Linked DNA regions of Homo sapiens: region 1 is linked to region 2. A link is a contact called in ENCODE Hi-C data. All regions are on one chromosome and are shown on one strand. Each heading gives the region's core, a stretch centred on a gene start or an enhancer-like site at or near the end of the contact. The rest is flanking DNA. Distances are from core to core; before and after follow the strand shown. Region 1 holds the start of FRA10AC1 (FRA10A associated CGG repeat 1). Region 2 holds the start of TM9SF3 (transmembrane 9 superfamily member 3).

Region 1 (5,463 bases), core at 2,286-4,785, 2.9 Mb before region 2:
TGTGGCCCAGGAAAGCCAAAAGACTGGACACCCTGCCATAGACTGTCAGCCCTAGTTATAGTGATGAATATAATCCTGGAGCAGAGTATCCAACTAGATTTGCTCAAATTCTATTCTTACAAAGTAGTATTTTTGAATGAAAAATCTAGAAAATGTAAAGCATCAAAAATGTAATTTATTATAATTAGTACTATCCTTTATTGCAGAGACTGAGTATCCTATAAAAATGTTCAGAACCTGTTAGTATGCCTAATATATTGCTCTCAGTGTGAAATAATAAGCCAATTTCTATACATTTGCTTAAAAAAATCAGTCAACAGCCGTGTAAGTTTGGTTAGTATACATCAGTCAACCACTCCTGAGTCAAAGTATAAAACTGAGTTTCTATGCACTGAAAGCTAAGAACAATGCTCCTACGCACAGCAGCTCCACCAAGACGTATCCTGCTTATAACGCACAGGCTTTATGTGCTAAGAGTTTTTGTCTCTTGCAATTCAAAAAAACCTTCCTTGAGTTTCTTCCCGTGACCTTAGTCTGCTCATTCACGTATGCGTAAGAACTGTGCTGCATTATACTTTCATCCTCCATATTAACTTCACTTTGAAGGCAAGTAATGGCAAGAGACCACCATTCAAGCCCCTTCTGAGCTACAACATTTACAAATAAACAGTCCTTGACAGTTGAATGAAAAATATATGTAATGAAAAGGTTTCACTGATTTCTGAAAAGATTCCAGAAATCTGAAACTCTTCTTTCCCTTTCAATAAACCCCTTTGCAGAATTAATTTTTATTTTTCCCACAATTGTTCTCCAATTTTTAATCAATGTATTAGCTTAATGAACAAAAATTCATTCACTAGAGCAATTGTCTTCACATGTAAACAGAATTCAAAAATTTCACTCTTGTTTATTTATACTTCATATTAATCTAGAAAGGATGTGAAAAATAGATCAATAAAAAAAAATTACTTACCTTTTTTTCCTTTTGCTGGATTCTCCACAGCGTTCATCATCACTAAAATCAGAATCATAGCCTCCATGACCATGCATCTGTAAAGGAGTACAAAGTCAGCTATTTAGAATCTATGTTGCCAATTGTCCAGGAAACAATAATTCAAAAATAAGTTATCTTAAACAGCCACAATAGTTTTAAAGGATCATTGTGGGCAGATTCCTATTCACAGGCCATCTAGCCATCTAAAACTTTCATTCGCTTTTAAATAAGAGACATACCTTTCAGGAAATGCATCAACATTTTTCACCCTTAATTATCATTAGGTGAACAAAGAAGGCTACTCTTTGATCTTTTCACTGAAAAACCAGGCCTAAAAGCTGCAGTGACTGCTTACAAGGTTTAGCAATCCTTCACTTTTGATTCAGAGTAGTAATAATCACTGTGTGTTTATCACCAACTTTGTTCTAGACATTGTGTTAAATACTTTACAAACAACACTTCTAATTCTGCAAGTTAGAAAGTTATCTTCATTTAGGAATGAAGTAATCAAAGTTAAGTAAATCTATTTACAAATCCAGTAAGTGGCTAATCTGCTGTACTTGATTCCTGCGCCCACAATTTCAATTACTCCAAATTTCCTCTCTGGAATATGATTTACTATATTCCAGGAGAATTACAGTATTTGTGAACAGTACATCATCAATTGATGAAAATTTTCCTGTAATCTTTTTCAATATATGTAGAGATTTCCATTTTCTTTTGAGTTTCTTTAAGGTAAACCACCTTGCCCTTTGGATTAGTCAGCTTTCTCTTGTTTCATTTTATTTATCCAGTTATTTTTGGAGAGTCTCGCTCTATTGCTCAGGCTGGAGTGCTGTGGCGCCTTGATGGCTCACATCCTCAACCTCCTGGGCTCAATCAATCCTCCCACCTCAGCCTCTCCAAGTAGCTGAGACTACAGGAGTGCATAATCACACCTGGCAAACTTAAAAAAATTTTTTTTTTGTAGATAAGGGGTTTCGCCATGTTGCCCACGCCGGTCTCAAACTCCTGGGCTTGAGCAATCCGTCCACCTCAGCATCCCAAAATGCTGGGACTTCATTTTAGAACTGAAATTCTTAGAAATGCTGGAAGACCTCAGTTGCCACTCAATTGTATTGGAAGAAGCTCCTAGTTCCAGCTTTGCACTGAATTTGGAACACACACTAAGAAGGAAGGATGGACTATTTGATGTCATACATAACTAATTTACATGGCTGGAAGGAACAGTCCAGGTTAAATGATATATCAAATTGTTAAAACTAATATAACGACAGCAAGTGCAGCTGGAAAAAGAGGAAAGAACTCTCTAAACTTCATTGCATTGGATCTAGGGTAAACGACATGTTTCTAGTCCTGGCTACCTTGAATAAGTCATTTCATCTCCCTGGACTTCATCTATTAAATAAGATAGCTACATGAAATAATCTTTAAGTTGTTTAAATCTTTAAATAACCTTTAAAGTCTGTAATTCCATTTTCAAACATAGGTGTGTGGGTATATACCTCTCTTCTCTGCCCCACTAAAATCCTAGATAGGAAGATGCTAGTTAAGGTTGGAGATGAAGGTTTGAAAGCCCGAGTTCCAACTCTACCCTCCCTTACATCTGTTATTGCCTTACACACCTGGATTTTACACCCTTTTTTAGGTCAACTCCAGCTGTCTTACCACATCTGTTCAAGCCATATTGTCCTCTCACTCTTTGTCCTATGTCCTCACGTTCTTTACATCTTGATGGGGGACAGCTGTAGTGTGTTTAGAGATATATTCTAGGATCAGCCTACTAGATTTCACTGCTTGGCTCTGCACTTTCCATTTGTCTTTCTTTGGGCCTGTTCCTTAACCTCTCCAAGCCTCAGTGTCCTCATTTATAAAAAGAGGCTAGTAAGATGGCTGACCTCATACGAATGGAGATTAAAAGAGTTGCCTCATCTAAAGGGTTTTAACGGTGTCTTGTACAGTGAAACCCAGTAAATGTTACATCATCATCATCATCTTTTCCCTCGCCCCAGGACACGACTTCCTATTCTTGCTCCCACTCTCCCATTTCTTTATTCGCTGGCCGCTCCATCCGACCCATACCTATCTTAACTCACTGGTTGAACTAAAAAGCTCTCACTCACTTCAGGCCTACGAATCAACTGACAAGAGCGGGGAGAAACTCAAAAACGGAGATGCCAGGTGTCTCCAGAATCTGTCATCCAAAAAAAAAAAAACCAAACCAAAACAAAAAAAAACCCGACGATCAGCTAGTACTATATGAAAAACAAGTTTTGAGGTCCTTCTCCCTGATGCCAAATATACCCACAGCCCTCCTCACACACCCTTTCCCTTCCTCCCTGTGTGCCAAGTTCGCCCCCGGAGTCGTCGTTTCCTTCTTTCCCGGCAGCTGCAGCGACGACCCACGGCCTGAGAGAGCCGCTGCAGCACAGGTCCCGTGCGCCCTGCCGCACAGCCTCGCCACAACCACCACCGCCGCCGCCGCCGCCGCCGCCGCCCGCAACCCGCCTCTCCCTACGGGTCCCGACTGGGCACCACTTCCGGTCCGACACGGCCACGTGTTACATCTAAATGGCACCGTCCCCCGAGTGCGCCGACCTTGTGCTACAGCCAGAACAGCTCCGGGAAACAAGGGCAGCGGGAGAAACGGCCCGGAAAGGGACGAAGAGGCTTCCAGCTTTCGCCAAGTCGCGGCTCCCAGTTTTTCCCTGGGCCTCCTTCCTTTCCCCTCTAGGGAATCCGGCATCTAGTACCGCTGGCACTGCTTGCTGCTTAGCCCACGCCTCTCATTTGAAAATATATTTTGTTTTACCGTGCCTATCACCTGCCGTCCTCTCTCTAGTAACCTTAGTAACGCCTCCTCGGAGGATCCTCTCAGAGCAGCTCATCAGCGCTTCAGATCAGCCTCTCCCTCCTTCCCCCAGTAAAACAGTTCTCATAATTAGAACAAAAATATCTCTCCATCGTTTCGCCACCCACACAATAGATACCATTCCAAAAGCAGTGCTGATGGCAGAAGAGCTCATCGAATTTGTGAGGAAAGAAAGAATAGGAGGAGAGATTTCTCAGGGTTGAGGATTCTCTGCCGACAAGCGACCTGGCACATGCGAAAAGGGATCCAAAATAGAATCTTAAAAAGAAGAAGAAAAAAGGCAGGAAAAGTTGGATTATTTTAAGCGCCACTAGGTTCTTCCTGTGCTTTGCGTTTTCTACATCACGACGCCCCACTCTTTCCACTCTAGTTGTTTGGTTCATGTCTTGTCTCTCGCTGGCATTAGCAGCTATTCATTTTTTGCTTCCTCCTCAGTACCCAAAACGGTGCCTTGGAAATCACAAGTGCTAATTAAATATTTGTTGAATTGAACTGGCACGCTTCTGGCGTTTACAGTGGGCCCTTTTTAGAGAAAACCTTGGCACTTAATGCACAGTCATTTTACATCTTTTGCCCTAAACAGTAGATAACGATATCCTTATCAGTTCAAGTCTCTAACCCTGACAATAAATTATAGATACATTCTGCTTTATCCATTGCACTGAATGTGATCTTAAAAGGCTATAAGATAAATTAAATTATTGTAAATTAACTTATTCCAAAATGCAATCAGATTATACTTCAATAAAAACTTTTACTAAAAAAAGTGAAAGCAATAGGAAGCCTTACAATTTGACGTTATAGTATATGGAATTATTTTGTCAAGCAGTTTCTTTTTTGGTAAATATATTAAATATATAATTATTTTATTGTTAATAAAACTAAACAGACCTATACCTCATATCCAATTTCCTTTCTATCCATATTTGACATTTATTAGCATTTTTCTACCATCCCTAGCATCTTCTTGTTTGTTGCTTCATTTTACTCTTCCAACAACCCTGTGCTGCTGTGTTATTAGCCTCATTTTACACATAAGGAAGAGAGGCACAGAACCTAAAGCCACAAACCTGGTGAGGGTCGAGAACTGGGTAGTACTTGTGTCTGTCTCTCTATAAGACCCAGTTTCTCTCTCTCTCTTTCTCTCTTTTCTCTCTCTCTCTCTGTCTCTCTCTCCCCCACTTCATGGATTGTGTGGGAAGTAGCTTCTGGTTCCAACATTTCTAAGAATTTCAGATCTGTTGCTACCAGTCCATTCAGGCAAAGATTTCCATTTTTTACTTTGAGACAGCAGTTACTGAAAAAGAGTAAATAGAAAATATATATTAGGCATAGATTGCATGATCTGAACTAGAAATAATACAGGATAGAAAACCCACCTGCTTAGGAAATCTCAAGTTAACAATTATAGCTCAACAACAATAAAAAACACAAACATTTATTCAGTGCCTACTCTGGGCAGGACACTGCCCTAGACATCAGGGTTACAGGTATGTAACAGCAACTCCTTATCCTTGAAGGTTGACTAGTAAGACAGACAATGTGTGGAATAACTACAACAATATATTCTATCATATACCAAGTGTCTAGTACATGC
Region 2 (5,695 bases), core at 2,963-5,462:
TCAGGCGCAGTGGCTCACACCTATAATCCCAGCACTTTGGGAGGCCGAGGCAGGCGGATCACCTGATATCAGGAGTTCAAGACCAGCTGACCAACATGGAGAAACCCTGTCTCAACTAAAAAAATACAAAATTAGTCAGGCACGGTAGCACATGCCTGTAATCCCAGCTACTCAGGAGGCTGAGACAGGAGAATCGTTTGAACCCGGGAGGCGGAAGTTGCAGTGAGCCGAGATCACGCCATTGCACTCCAGCCTGGGCAACAAGAGTGAAACATAGTCTCAAAAAAAAAAAAAGAAAAAAAAGAAAGAAAGAAAGAAAAAGAAAAAAAAATACCATATGGGTCAGATGGCCACCTGAATCCTAATTCAGTAGGTACAGTAAGAGATATCAGGGGCTTTGGGGAATGGGCATAAGGTATTGTCCCTTCTTAGGACAAGCTATATAATTTGTGCGACCCAGTACAGAAAAATACAGAGCCCCTTGTTAAAAAATTTAAAACTTCAAGATGTTACAGGATAGCATGAAAACAAGCTCTCACACAGTCTTTTGTGACTATTCAGGGCACGTGCCCATGAAGTCAACACTATTGCTCCTTAATGCTAACCCAAAGATCTCAGAAACAACTCATCATGGAGCCACACTCATTCGAGCATTTAAGCATTTAAGCACTTAAAAATCAATATAGAGAACCACTCAATACCTAGTGCTTTACTGTCTTATTTTTAGGATAAAGGGGAATAGAGCATATGGCGGCTCACAGTGCAGAAGACTATCAACTCAGAATGCCTAAGTTCAAATCCCACCTCTACCCCTACCAGATGTGTGTTATCTGCAGGTGACCTCACCTCTCTAGATTCACTTTCCTCATCTACAAAATGGGCATATTACTCACCTCGTAGGTTATTAATAGATGAGTTAATAAGTGTAAAATACTTAGAACAGTGCATAGCCAGCAGGGCATGGTGGCTCACACCTGTAATCCCAGCACTTTGGGAGGCCGAGGCAGGCAGATCACCTGAGGTCAGGAGTTCAAGACCAGCCTGGCCAACATGGTGAAACCTCGTCTCTACTAAAAATACACAAATTAGCCAGGCATGGTGGCAAGCACCTGTAATCACAGCTACTAGGGAGGCTGAGGCAGGAGAATTGCTTGAACCCAGGAGGCAGAGATTGCAGTGAGTGGACATTGTGCCACTGTACTCCAGCCTGGGTGACAAGAGCAAAACTATGCCTCAAAAAAACAAAACAAAACAAACAAAAAAAAACAGTGCATAGCCCATTTTACTACAAAAGACATACTAGGTATTATCTGGAAACAATCTTCACAGGCAATTAACCTAAAAGGCCAGCTTCAGCTTCTAAAAGTTATTGTTTGATAATTCAATTCTACATGTATTTACTAAACACCTACTCAGCAACTTCCCCACACCAATGTCTCCTCTTCCTTTAGTATTATTCTCTCTTTACTAGCTACTTCTGCTTCTTTGACAGAAAAAAATAAATAAAACTCACTTGACATTAGCCTTTTCGGTACTACTATCTGGCTAAGAGGAATAGGAATGCCTAGTTTTTGAGAAATATTTTCAAGAAATTTAGAAAAAGCAAAAGATTTTGGCTAACAGTGAAAAAATAATATAAATGACATTTGAATTTTATGCTTATTTTTAGATGCTATTCTTCCCATAACTGTTTTTGTTTTTGTTTTGCTTTTTACAATACATATTCGGCCAGGCGTGGTGGCTCATGCCTGTAATCCCAGCACTTTGTGGGGCCAAGGCAGGCAGATCACTTGAGGCCAGTCGTTTTGAGTTCAAGACCAGCCGGGCCAACATGGCGAAATCCCCTTTCTACTAAAAATACAAAAATTAGCTAAGTGTGGTGGCGCACACCTGTAATCCCAGCTACTTGGCTAAGGCACGAGAATCGCTTGAGCCCGCAAGGCTGAGGTTGCAGTGATGTGAGACAGCACCACTGCACTCCAGCCTGGGCAACAGAGTGGGACTCTGTCTCAAAAATAAATAAATAAATAATAGGTATTTAATAATGGGTAACCAAGTAAGAGCAGTTCAATATAGACATGAAGTAATATGGATTCTAAATTTTTTGTCTAGCAACCATCTCATATATACCATATTATCTTTCGTGGCAGTCAACAAAAACCTTTTATCAAATATCTTATATGCAATTACTAGAATAAAAAACTGAAATAGTCCTAGCAATAAAACTGCATTGAAATTACACTTTTAATTTGTAAATTATTCTAAAGCCTTTATATACACCCAATTTGTAAAATTTTAATGGTTTCCCTAATCACAGCAGTGTAAGTCACAAGATTACAAGATTAAAAAGTAGAATACAGTACACTTTTGAGCTTATATGCCTGTATCACGGAACTACACATTGAGAGTTCTGAGTTTCATATGGTAACTTTTCCTAAGTGTTTTTTTAATTGGAAATATATTAGTAATAATATCATTAAACAGAAGGATGGATGCCCACTGAAAATTTAAAAATACTCAAAGACCCAAATCTATACATGGTCCCTGTATACTATGTGAAACAATAGCAGTTCTTAAACTTTGAGACAGCTTATCTGATGAAAGAACACAAAAGGAAATCGTTTTAAGCTGTTTAACCTCCCAACAAAATTATCTTAGGTGAAACACCACAAGTACAGTACAAAAACATGTCACCAATTCGAGATTTGTGTCTCTAAAGAAATACATACCTACACAGGTAAGAAGTTTCTGGCTGTGACCGAAGGTAGAACAGTCAAAAGTTTAGAGCTTTTATTAGCTAAAATAAGATCCCAGCTAGCCAAGGATCCAGCGAAAAGTTTTGTTGATTACAAATAAAATCGGATCCATTAAATAGGTAAGGACGACTGCTTCATTTCCTCACTTACCAGAAATGACATAAGACTCCCTCAGATCGTTCTGATTTAGTACAAACACAGTCTCTCATAGAAACTCCTATCATTAATGGTAAAGGTATAAAAAACAATTACTCGTCAAGCAAACTCTCAATTTACCTGACCTTCCTGCCTTGCTCAAGTCTACCACTCTGAAAACCACAGTTACAGCCCTAAGTGAAAGCCATTTGAAGAGTCGTTCACATGCACGTTTTGATGTGAGAATACCAATTAAACAAACTGCCAATCACCTTTAGGCCAAATGCAAAAGGGACTGTTTCTGGCCCTGACCTGAAGACTGGGAAACGTCAAGACCCTTTACTGTCAGAAGCTGCCTTAGTTAGAGACTATCGGGATGGGGGTCTCACTTAGGGGCTGGAAGGTGAGGAGAAAGTTACAAGAAAGGCCTAGGAATTGAACGCGTGTAGGTTGGGTGCACTTACAAGTAAGTATAAACTGCTCTTCAATTCAAGTTTATTAATGCTGCCCCACCCCAGGGTTTTAATCCGGTCTGGGCAGAAGCGGGCGATAAAAGCCAAAGGAGACCATAAAGTGTAGGATATTTCCTGGTTAGTGGCTGCCGGGTAATCACGATGCATCCATCTTCCTCGGCGTCGCAGCCCTCAGTAGCCAGAAGGCAGTCTCCTTCCCTGGGGGGCAAAAGCCCCGAGCCCAGCCTGCCCGTTGCCCCGCTCCCGCGGTGGATGAACCTCAACCCTTCCCAGGCTCCTTCCTGGCCCCAGGGTCCCAGGAACCCCGAGACCCTGGGGTGCGGCGCCACTGAGGCCCAGACCGGGGGAAGGAGACCCTGTCACTCGGGAGCGGAGCCCTGTCCCGGGAGCGCACGGAAATGCCTCCTCCACGCTCCCAAGGTTCCTGCTCCGCCAGGCCCAACCGGAAGGAGTCCTCGGGCCGCAGTGGGGCACCACCGGGCCGCCGGGCACTCCAGGCTGCGTGGGGCCTGCCTCAGTGGGCAACTGGGGAGCTAGCCCGGGGCGGCCGCGCCGGCCGGGGCGCCTCACCGTGTGTTCGTGCTCGTCCGCCCGGGTCCGGGGCAGCAGCAGCAGCAGCAGCCACAGCGCGGCGGCCGCCGCCACGCCAAGAGCGCCAGGCAGCGGCCTCATCCTCCGCGCCCCTCCGGCCCGGAGCCGGCTCACCGACTCCTCCTCCCGCCGCCGCCTCCTCCGCCGCCGCCGCCTCCGCCGCGGCCGATTCGCATCCACGGGGCGCGGACAGACGCACGGGGCCCGGCCCAGCCGCTGCCTCCTCTGCCGCCGCCGTCGCCGTCACCGCCCGCTCCTGAGCCTCCCCCGCCCCCCGCGCCTCCTCAGCCTCTTCCTCTGACTCAGCCACGTCATCCGGCCACCCCGGCACGCGCCGGAAGTGCCTCGCGACGCGGGGCCGCCACCGCCGCCGGGCCGAGGGAGGGCCCGGCAACCGCCGCCTGCGCGCCGGCTGCCCCTCGGCTCCTGGGAGCCGCGGCGCTACGGGCCTGCCGAGCACTCGGGCGGGCGCCGAGCAGGCTGGGCCCCGGCGCAGTGGCCTAGCCTGGACCGCAAGGCCGAAGCCGCCTCCGGGCCGCGTCCCGGTGTTTCGGGTTGTGTAACCTTGGCCAAAATGCTTAAGCTTTTTTCCTGGCTGCCAAATGGGGCCGATCGTCTGACCTGCTGCCTCCGGAACTTGAGGGATCAGATCAAATAACCCTTTCCTGGCGCTCGTCTGCCGCTGTGAATGAATCACGGGCTCCTGTAATCACCGTTAGGAGAGATTGTTAAACTCGTACAGGGTTGGATGTTTTAAAGTTACTGAATATTTACTGGACCCCTACTGTTCAATCAAGACATGCTAAGTTAGCTTGCCATTCTTGTTCATTTATGTGTTTACTTAACTATTTCTGGGTCTCCTCTTCCCAGTCATAAATATCTCTTGGAGTGTAAGCTCCTCGGAGCAGAGATCCTGTTTCCGTATTTCCTGTACCTAGAACAGTGCCAGATCCGTAGTAGACACTGAAACAAAAAATCTTTAAAAAAAAAAAAATATACGAATGTGGCACCACCATTTACACAGGCCACTAAGCCAAAAATCTCGAACTTGTCAGATTGTCTCTTCTCAGCCATCAGCAGTCAACAAGTTCTAGCATTTGGTCTCTTAAAAGTGGTTCAAGAGTTTATTTTTCCTCTCCTTCCTCTGCCAGTACCAACCAGTCTTCCGTATCACTATGTATTGCAAGAGTCTCACAAGAAGATATCCATCACTGACTGATCTTCCTCCCGTTTAACATCCCCAACAGGTGCCAGGGTGATGTTTTTTTTATTCTAAAAAGAAACCAGATTATATCGCTCACTCCCTTGCTTAAAACAGTTCTTCAATGTTAGGTAAATAAATCATGGAGTCACCACGAGGGCGTTCATCTGCCAGGCACTATTCTGAACGATATTGGCTCATTAAATTCTCACAGAAACCCTATGCAGCAGGTACGGTGAAAATGTTCCTGTTACAGATGAGGTAACTGAAGCACAGAGAGCTTGAGTGGCTTGCTGAAACACCAGACCCACTCAGTCTGGCTCCATAATAGGTCTTTTTGCTGGTAATGATTTACCAACTATACAGCCACTTTAAAAAAAGGAAATAGGTAAGTACTGGCATGGAATGATAACCAAGAGGTTCTGTTAAATTTTCAAGTTGAAGAAAATAAGAGTTTAACTTCATTTTATATGGCAATATGTTAGTCTGCCCATAGAAAACAATCTGAAAGATTATAACAAACTACTATCAGTGGTTAA

The links. Hi-C counts contacts between places; a loop is a spot of excess contacts on that map. Pooled maps may share reads with other maps.
Region 1: a loop to region 2 is called in a map of CD8-positive, alpha-beta T cell, with 16 times the contacts of the local background. The contact joins the promoter of FRA10AC1 here to the promoter of TM9SF3 in region 2. A Hi-C loop is called at or near these places in 2 of 168 maps with a recorded cell type or tissue (CD8-positive, alpha-beta T cell and naive thymus-derived CD4-positive, alpha-beta T cell) and 8 of 50 pooled maps.

The regions. Positions count from the first base shown.
Region 1 is chr10:93,699,057-93,704,519 of GRCh38, forward strand. It overlaps FRA10AC1 (FRA10A associated CGG repeat 1), which reads right to left and starts at 3,536. Exons shown (of 14, transcript NM_145246.5): 1 at 3,319-3,536; 2 at 974-1,050. The coding sequence starts at 1,050. RefSeq lists an enhancer at 3,525-3,824.
Region 2 is chr10:96,582,800-96,588,494 of GRCh38, forward strand. TM9SF3 (transmembrane 9 superfamily member 3) reads right to left here and starts at 4,213. Exons shown (of 15, transcript NM_020123.4): 1 at 3,935-4,213. The coding sequence starts at 4,036. LOC105378443 (a long non-coding RNA gene) reads left to right here and starts at 4,265. Exons shown (of 3, transcript XR_946220.4): 1 at 4,265-5,544. RefSeq lists a silencer at 3,873-4,442 and an enhancer at 5,321-5,380.